Regions from separate parts of the Homo sapiens genome. Here region 1 is linked to region 2. A link is a contact called in ENCODE POLR2A ChIA-PET data. All regions are on one chromosome and are shown on one strand. Each heading gives the region's core, a stretch centred on a gene start or an enhancer-like site at or near the end of the contact. The rest is flanking DNA. Distances are from core to core; before and after follow the strand shown.

What was found. ChIA-PET counts read pairs that join two places held with the same protein, here RNA polymerase II (POLR2A).
Region 1: POLR2A ChIA-PET joins it to region 2 with 19 read pairs in Caco-2. The contact joins the enhancer-like site here to the promoter of VPS53 in region 2. POLR2A ChIA-PET finds 5 or more read pairs at or near these places in 3 of 52 experiments (Caco-2, IMR-90 and OCI-LY7).

The regions. Positions count from the first base shown.
Region 1 is chr17:950,129-954,719 of GRCh38, forward strand. All of the region lies in intron 1 of NXN (nucleoredoxin), which reads right to left. Among named protein-coding and RNA genes, the nearest start is that of NXN, 27 kb to the right of the region's middle. RefSeq lists an enhancer at 1-532. Within about 2 kb of position 1,288, at least 15 of the 41 ENCODE cell types and tissues checked have a DNase peak (open chromatin) inside an H3K27ac peak, as active enhancers do; they include IMR-90, where a contact is called at or near this core.
Region 2 is chr17:711,562-716,088 of GRCh38, forward strand. VPS53 (VPS53 subunit of GARP complex) reads right to left here and starts at 3,278. Exons shown (of 22, transcript NM_001128159.3): 1 at 3,062-3,278. The coding sequence starts at 3,148. RefSeq lists an enhancer at 3,750-3,819.

The sequences.
Region 1 (4,591 bases), core at 38-2,537, 240 kb after region 2:
ACATCCATGGGTCACAGCAGGGAATCTTTTTAACTAGAAAAAGAGCAGGAGAAGGAATTCAGATCAACATCACGGACTGCAGCAGTAAAGCTGGTGCCTGTTCGCCCCTTTCCCCTCCAGGCAGGAAAGAATCAAGGAAGAATTTCAGAATCTTTTTATACAAGAAAGGGATTCGGTGGGGGAAGGGAGTGGGTACAGAGATGAAGAACTTTAGGGTTTGCTATTTCAAGCTTAAAATAAATCCCAACGAGAAAGGATCCGAAGGCTTGGTTTTATTTTTAAGATCTTATCCAAGGCAGGGAACTATATCTGGTTTTCAGGGGTGTGTGGGGTGCAAACGGCCGGGCCAGCACAGTCATTTCATCCCCTGTCGATTCCCCAAAAGCAAAACCAAAGCTCAGCATGTGCTTCTAGAACTTTCTATATCTGGTGTTCAGGGGTGGGTGGGGTGCAAACGGCCAGGCCAGCACAGTCATTTCATCCCCCGTCCGTTCCCCAAAAGCAAAGCCAGAGCTCGGCATGTGCTTCTAGAATTTTACAATCTTGAATTACGGCTTCAAAATAACTCACATTCCACTATAAGGAGGCTCAGAGGATGCCACCGAGTGGACGGACGTGAGCAGGACCACAGAGACAACCCAGTGGGACACGCAACACTGTTCCCAAGATGTTAGCAGGGGAAAGAGTCGGACGAAATGGCGAAGTGTTTGGCACAAAGAAGACCAACAAATGACACACCAAGCCAGTAAAGACACCTCCGTAAGAAAGACACATTCCTCCCCAAATCTACTTTAGGAGCTACTGCTGTCAACTCTTGACTTTCTGGAAGTCTAACTAGTACAAGGTCCAATCCTCAATCGCTTATGAAACAAAATCAGAAAAAACCGGGTAGAACCCTAGTACTCCGCATTATAAAAAGCACTTCCGGCCGGGCACGGTGGCTCACGCCTGTAATCCCAGCACTTTGGGAGGCCGAGGCTGGCAGATCTTTTGAGGTTAGAAGTTCGAAACCAGCCTGGCCAACATGGTGAAACCCTGTCTCTACTTAAAAAAAAAAAAAAAAAAAAAAAAAAAAGCTGGGCGTGGTAGCGGGCGCCTGTAAGCCCAGCTACTTGGGAGGCTGAGGCACGAGAATTGCTTGAACCCGGGAGACAGAGGTTGCAGTGAGTTGAGATCACACCACTGCACTCCAACCTGAGTGACAGAGTGAGACTCCATCTCGAAAAAAAAAAAAAAGACTGAACAGCTTCTCTTTAGAACTTTCTAACACACCCCCAGGTGGAGGCCAGTGTTGCAACGATCGCACGAGGGACCAGAGGGTAATTCTGCAGCCTGATCTCTCTGTTGAGATGCTCACGCTCTCTTTTTGCAGACATGATGTGGTTAAAGCCAGGGTCTTTCTCAATCAATACATTTTAAAAATGCGAGCTGGGGGCGGGGGCGGGGGTTGGGGGCGGGAGGGTCTGTCAGCTGTGTGGAGACAAACCTCCTGATCCAGGCGCTCTCTGGCAGAGGCGGGCAAGCCCCACTTCCATGTATGGAAGTGAATGAAAGCAGTAAAACCTCAGGCATGAGTCTGGGCAGGGCTGGGGGTGGGGGCCGGCATTCCTCCCAGCAGGGCCAGCCCCAGAGGGGCGGGCAGCAGGAACCTTCACCTGGGGTCCCGTGGGTATTTCCCTGGGAGAGCCACAGGGGCAGAGAGGACGGGAGGCAGGAAAGCAATGAGCTCGGCACACTCAGTAGACGGAGGGCACCCGGGAAGGGGAGCTCAGCCTCCCCGAGAATGCACCAGAGCCTGAGTCCTGGAAACCAGGGCCACGCAGCTCCCGCCTGCCCTGACCTCAGTCCCCTGGAATGCAGAATTCTCCACGGTCAGCCATCCATCACCACCGCTCCCTCATGGCCAGCGCTGAAAGAAGGGGCGTTTCCGTTTTTGTGGGGGGCGGTGGTGGTTGTGGTTTTTGTGGTCTGAGAAACTCATGACAGTTACCCACCTCCTGCCAGGACAAGGCCACAGGAGGTTGCAGAAAATTCAGGTCACACTGTGGGGGGGCTGGGGTCAGAGAGACCAAGGTTGGAACCCGGCAGGTACCACGGACGGTCACACTGTGGGGGGGCTGGGGTCAGACAGACCAAGGTTGGAACCCGGCAGGTACCACGGACGGTCACACTGTGGGGGGGCTGGGGTCAGACAGACCAAGGTTGGAACCCGGCAGGTACCACGGACGGTCACACTGTGGGGGGGCTGGGGTCAGACAGACCAAGGTTGGAACCCGGCAGGTACCACGGACGGTCACACTGTGGGGGGGCTGGGGTCAGACAGACCAAGGTTGGAACCCGGCAGGTACCACGGACGGTCACACTGTGGGGGGGCTGGGGTCAGACAGACCAAGGTTGGAACCCGGCAGGTACCACGGACGGTCACACTGTGGGGGGGCTGGAGTCAGAGAGACCAAGGTTGGAACCCGGCAGGTACCACGGACGGTCACACTGTGGGGGGGCTGGGGTCAGACAGACCAAGGTTGGAACCCGGCAGGTACCACGGACGGTCACACTGTGGGGGGGCTGGAGTCAGACAGACCAAGGTTGGAACCCGGCAGGTACCACGGACGGTCACACTGTGGGGGGGGCTGGAGTCAGACAGACCAAGGTTGGAACCCGGCAGGTACCACGGACGGTCACACTGTGGGGGGGCTGGAGTCAGACAGACCAAGGTTGGAACCCGGCAGGTACCACGGACGACAGGTTCCTGCTGCCCATCCCTCTGGGAGGAATGACGGCCAGCAGAGCCAGGACCCACTTCTCCGTCCTGGAAGACGCAATGAGATAATACATGAAAAGCAGTAACAAGGTGGTCCTAGAGGGGTCCTAGGCTACCCCGTGTTAAAGATGAGAGCCATGAAGACCACTTCAAGGTGGTCCCTGGAATCCAGTGAGGGGCTCAGTCCACAGAAGCCATGACTGATGATCATTATCATGGAACCCTCCAGCTCAGGGAATGTCTGAGTAGCTCCCTGAAGTCCAAACGGAAGACTATGACCCTTGGGAGGCCGAGGCGGGCGGATCACCTGAGGTCAGGAGTTTGAGACCAGCCTGGCCAACATGGTGAAACCCCATCTCTACCAAAAATAGAAAAATTAGCCAGGCATGGTGGCTCACGCCTGTAATCCCAGCTACTTGGGAGGCTGAGGCAGGAGAATCGCTTGAACCCAGGAGGCGGAGGTTGCAGTGAGCTGAGATCGCGCCACTGCACTCCAGCCTGGGAGACAGAGCGAGACTCCGTCTCAAAAAAAGAAAAGACTATGACCCCCCTCCCACCACAAGCAGGACGAGGCACCTCGGATGCCCCACACCCCCTGTCCCTGAGGACGAACTCTAAGGAACAGGAGAAACATTTTTATAACTTCCTCGCGCCCAGCATAAACCTGTTAGGATTCTCCAGCCAGGCCCAACCTTATAAACCTATGTCAAGTTCAAACTATACTCTCAACAGTTGTACTTATCACTCCACAGAGAATTCACACTCCCTTCTCTAAGGAGTCCAGAGTGAGACAGAGGCTCGTATCTGTCATCCCAGAACTTGGATTGCTTGAGCCCAGGAGTTCAAGACCAGCCTGGGCAACATAGTGAGACCCCCATCTCTAACAAAAATTTAAAAATTATCTGGGCGTGGTGACACGCGCCTGTAGTCCCAGCTACTCAGGAGGCTGGGGTGGGAGGATTGCTTGAGCCCAGAGGTTGAGGCTGCAGTGGGCCATGACCGTGCCACTGCACCCCAGCCTGCGTGACGGGTGCGGGAGGATGATGGTGCATGCACGTGGTCGTGTGGCTCCGTGCTGCGGCTCCTCTCTGTCTAGCAAAGTGCAACTCTCAACTCCAAGGAGACCTATGCTGGGTTTCACAAAGTACTTGAAAGCACACCAAGATGATTCTTGAATAACTGGCATTAGACACGATTCTCACTCCTGGCCAGGCGCCGTGGCTCATGCCTGTCATCCAAGCACTTTGGGAGGCCGAGGTGGGCGGATCACCTGAGGTCAGGAGTTCGAGACCAGCCTGGCCAACATGGTGAACTTCCATCTCTACTAAAAATACAAAAAAACTTAGCCAGGTGTGGTGGTGCACGTCTGTAGTCCCAGCTACTCAAGAGGCTGAAGCAGGAGAATCCCTTGAATCTTGAAGGTGGAGGTTGCAGTGAGCCGAGATCGCACCATTGCACTCCAGCCTTGGTGACAGAGCAAGACTCCATCTCCAAAAAAAAGAAACGCTTCCCGCTCCTAAGTTTTGGGATACCTAAATTCTCTCTCGAGTCAAGTGGCAGGTCTGACCCGGCAGCCTCCCTTCCAAATTCTCCAGGCTCAGGGCAAGCACGTGTCCGGGGCTGTCCTGCACCAACTTTTTGTTTTTCTCCTACTCAGGCATATTCGACCTCCCTGCTCAGGTTCCAGTGACTTCCTCAGAGCAACAGGGCTGATTCCCACGACCCCAGGCCCCAGGGCCGAGTGCCAGGTGCTCAGGTCGCAGCTGTCCCTCAACACCACTCGGGAAGGGGGCTAACTGCCCGGACGGGCCCCAGGATCACGAGCCTCCT
Region 2 (4,527 bases), core at 2,028-4,527:
GCTCACCAGAGGGAAAGTATAACCCACAGAGAGCAGGATACAAGAGATACAAACTATTTCCTCAAGTTGCTCTCAGTTTCTGTATTCCTCTCACGACTCCTAGGTTTTAGTGCTGTCCTAGGTTTTAAATTGTTTTCATGTAACAAGGCTCCTAACAAAAGCCAGCTGAAAAAAGAATGACTGGTTCCAATGATGGAGGAAAAAAACTAACAGCCCTAGACTTATCAGAGATGCATACGTGGTACTTCATGGGCAATTTTTTTTTTTTTTTTTGACACGGAGTCTCGCGCTGTCACCCAGGCTGGAGTGCAGTAGCGCGATCTTGGTTCACTACAAGCTCCACCTCCCAGGTTCATGCCATTCTCCTGTCTCAGCCTCTTGAGAAGGTGGGACTACAGGCGCTCGCCACCATACCCGGCTTATTTTTTGTGTTTTTAGTAGAGAAGGGGTTTCACCGTGTTGGCCAGGATGGTCTCAATCTCCTGAACTTGTGATCCACCCGCCTCGGCCTCCCAAAGTGCTGGGATTACAGGCGTGAGCCTCCACACCCGGCCTTCATGGGCAATTTAAAGAACTTCAGGGCAGAGTGATTTTCATGTCTAGAGTGACTTTCGCCTTTTTTTTTTTTTTTTTTTTCGAGATGGAGTCTCACTCTGTCGCTCAGGCTGGAAGGCAGTGGCACCATCTCAGCTCACTGCAACCTCTGCCTCCCGGGTTCAAGCAGTTCTTTGCCTCAACCTCCCGAGTAGCTGAGATTACGGGCACCTGCCACCATGCCCAGCTAAATTTTTGTATTTTTAGGAGAGACGGGGTTTCACCATGTTGGCCAGGCTGGTCTTGAACTCCTGACATCGTGATCCACCCGCCCTGGCCTCCCAAAGTGCTGGGATTACAGGTGTGAGCCACCGAGCCCAGCCAATTTTCACCTTATGCAATGACTCTGGGACTTCATCTTGGAGTAAAATGTGATTCCATTTTATCAACCCTTCCTGACTCCTCACACATCACTACTCTTTACAAGTATGCTACTACAGAATTTCATTCAGAGTGCTAAAGTAAGAAAAAATTCTGAATTCATCTTGACATAATGATGTCTGAATTCTGCTTGACATAAAGATGTCTGCTATACTATCACTCAAACTTATTCTTACAAAATAGGAAAAATGTCAGAATTCACCGCTATGTAATTCATCCATGTAATCAAAAACCACCTGTACCCCAAAAGCTGTTGAAACAAACAAAAGAAATAGCAAAAATGTGCTTTTCTGATACCTGTCAACCAAACAGTAACTGACTGCATTATTCTTTTCTTCCATGAGAGCCCACTAGTCCAAAGAGCAACAGAAATGTTATGTCTTTTTCTGGCAAAAGGAGGTAAGTGGTGGAGCCGTGTGGCCGGAACACTAAAAGCTTCCTGCCCAATGGTTTGGCGTTCTCAGGCTAGGACAAAGTTGGTTGTATAAGTAATCCAACCACTACTGGAAAAACACACATCGAAGCGTCAATGAATGCACCTGTAGTCCCAGCTACTCGGGAGGCTGAGGCAGGGTTATCACTTGAGCCCCAGGAGTTCGAGGCTGCAGTGAGCTACGATTATGCCACTGTACTCCAGCCTGGACAACAGAGCAAGACCCTATCTCAAAAAAAAAAAGTTTCCCAGGGGTCATTAAATAAGGCATAATGGAATTGTCCATTTCCTCAATCATAAATCCCTTTCTTAAATCATATAACTTCATGACAATTCCTTTAAGGGAGATTTTCTCCGTTTATCAGGAGCAATACCCTGCAGTATTAGAAATCACTATTTCTGACCGGGTGCAGTGGCTCACACCTGTAATCCCAGCACTTTGGGAGGCCGAGGCGGGCGGATAGCCTGAGGTCAGGAGTTCAAGACCAGCCTGGCCAACATGGTGAAACCCGGTCTCTACTAAAAATACAAAAATTAGCTAGGCATGGTAGCGGTTGCCTGTAGTCCCAGCTACTCAGGAGGCTGAGGCAGGAGAATCACTTGAACCTGGAAGCGGAGGTTGCAGTGAGCCGAGATGGCACCCCTACACTCCAACCTGGGCGAAAGAGCGAGACTCCGTCTCAGAAAACAAAAAAAAAGAAAAAAAGAAAAGAAAAAAATCACTATTTCTAATATCATTAGCCTTAAAAACTCAATAAACTTGCAAAGGCAAGAGTTCCTGCAGGCAGGGCCGCGCGTGGTGGCTCACGCCTGTAATCCCAGCACTTTGGGAGGCCAAGGCGGGCGGGTTACTTGAGCTCAGGAGTTCGAGACCATCCTGGCCAAAACGGTGAAACCCCCGTCTTTACCCCAAAAAAAAAAAAAAATTAGCCGGGTGTGGTGGCGTGCGCCTGTAATCACAGCTACTCAGGAGGCTGAGACAGGAGAATCGCTTGAACTCGGGAGGCGGAGGTCGCAGTGAGCCGAGATCGTGCCGTTGCACTCCAGCCCGGGCGACAGAGCGAGAATCCGTCTCAAAAAAAAAAAAAAAAAAAAGTTCCTGAAGGGAAAAGAGGCCCCTTGGGAGTATTCTCCAACCTCACCCAAACTATTCAACGGTAGGAATTCTCAACCTTTTAAGAATGGTAACGATGTCATTTTTCAACACTTTCTCTCTTCTCTGCCGTCCGCTTCAGAAATTAAAGTCATTCCCTTCCCCCAGTTCCAAGCCACTCACGAGGTGCCAGCTTGCAAAACCGGGGCGTTGGCACGAGTCTGGTAAATGCATGAAGCCCCCACAGTCCCCAGAATCTGAGGATGGCACCCAAGGCCTGCATTCTCCTAGCGTCGTCCTCTCTAAGCGCACAATTCCTTTCCCCAAAACCACCAGAACCCCCAGCCCTCGCCAAAGACAATCAAAGCCTAGAAAGGGTTCTCTTTCCTTTCCTTCTGATTCAGAAACCGCTTCTCACCCGCACCACCTCCCCACCTCCACTTTCCCTTCTGCCGCGAGCCCCCGGCCCTCCGTCCACCCGCCGCGGCCTCCCCAGCGCCCGGAGCTGCCGTCTCCCCTCCCGCACTCCCGTTTCCCCTCCTGAGGGGCGGAACGCTTACCTGCTCGATGGCCAGCTGCACCTCGGGCGTGAGCTGCAGCACGGCTTCCAGCTCCTCCACGAACTCCAGTTCCTCCTCCTCCATCATTCCGCCACCCGGCCCCCTGCCGACCCCCGCCGCGAGCCCAACTCAGGCCTCCAGCCGCCACCCAGGCCCCAGCACAGCAACTCCCTCGCGGCAGCGACCTGGTGAGCCCGGCTCCGTCAGCCGCTCTGTCAGCCGCTCCGGCACTTCCGGCAGGCCAGGGCACTTCCGGGACCGGGGAACTGTGGGATCACGGCGGACTGAGACTGGCGGCGTTCCTGTCACGTCAGGTGTCTCCCGGGCAACGCAGTATCCCGGCGGCCCCGCGTGGCCTCAGCGCGTCCTTAGGATGGGCGGGGCCTCTTCCCTCCCCAAGGCGCGCCCCGCACTGAGGACCCCGAGGTTGGGGTAGGGTCTGGCCTCCAGCAGGACGCCCGGATGAAAGTCAGCCCTGCGGCGTCGCCAACCGCAGCCCACAGCCTCCGCGGGCAGCGCAGCGGCGACCTCTCAGCTCCCGGGGCCCCCTCGGTCAGTGGCAGCGGGTGTCCCCGGCCACGGGGGCGACGTGATCCCAGCTGGCGAGTGGCGATGTCGCCAAGGACATTCGTAGGACGGGACAGTGCCCACTCGATAGAAATTCCCCGTGCGCCGGGCTCTGCGCAGAAGCTTTTCGAGGTGACTGCAGCCTCCTTATGGGGAGAAACGTCTTTTTTTTTTTTTTTTTTTTTTTTGAGACGGAGTCTTACTTGTTGCCCAGGCTGGAGTGCAACGGCGCGATCTCGGCTCACTGCAACCCCGCCTGCTGGGTTCAAGCGATTCTCCTGTCTCAGCCTCCCGAGTAGCTGGGATTACAGGCGCCCGCCACCACGCCCAGCTAATTTTTGTATTTTTAGTGGAGACGAGGTTTCACCATGTTGGCCAGGCTGGTCTCGAACTCTTGACCTCGTGATCCGCCCGCCTCGGCCTCCCAAAGTGCTGGGATGACAGGCGTGAGCTACTGCGCCCGGCCAGAAACGTTTTTTTAAAGCCAGATGACGCAGCGCCCTGGAGCTGGGGAGACGTTTACTGAGGTTGAATATCCGGGATCTAAGTCCTGAATAGTCCACCATTGATAAGTTGTGTGACTTGGAACAAATTACTACCCCGCGTCGATGTGGAGAGGATTAAACATTAACAGCGCGATGTAAATTCAAGCTGGTAATACAGGAAATAGTGAGGTGCCCAGCCCTTACCCCCACAAAGGAACAAATAAGCCAGATCACCGATCACCCTGTGAAACCACCTTTCCTGCAGACACTGAAAAGAAGGAGGGAATTGCAGCCCAAGGAGGACCCGCTCCACCAGGTGAACCGGGAAACTCCAGGAGGGAAACGCGTTGGCCCCACTGAACTTTTTTTTGTTGTTGTTATCAGAGTTGCTCAAAGTAAAAAATAGGAGCAGTA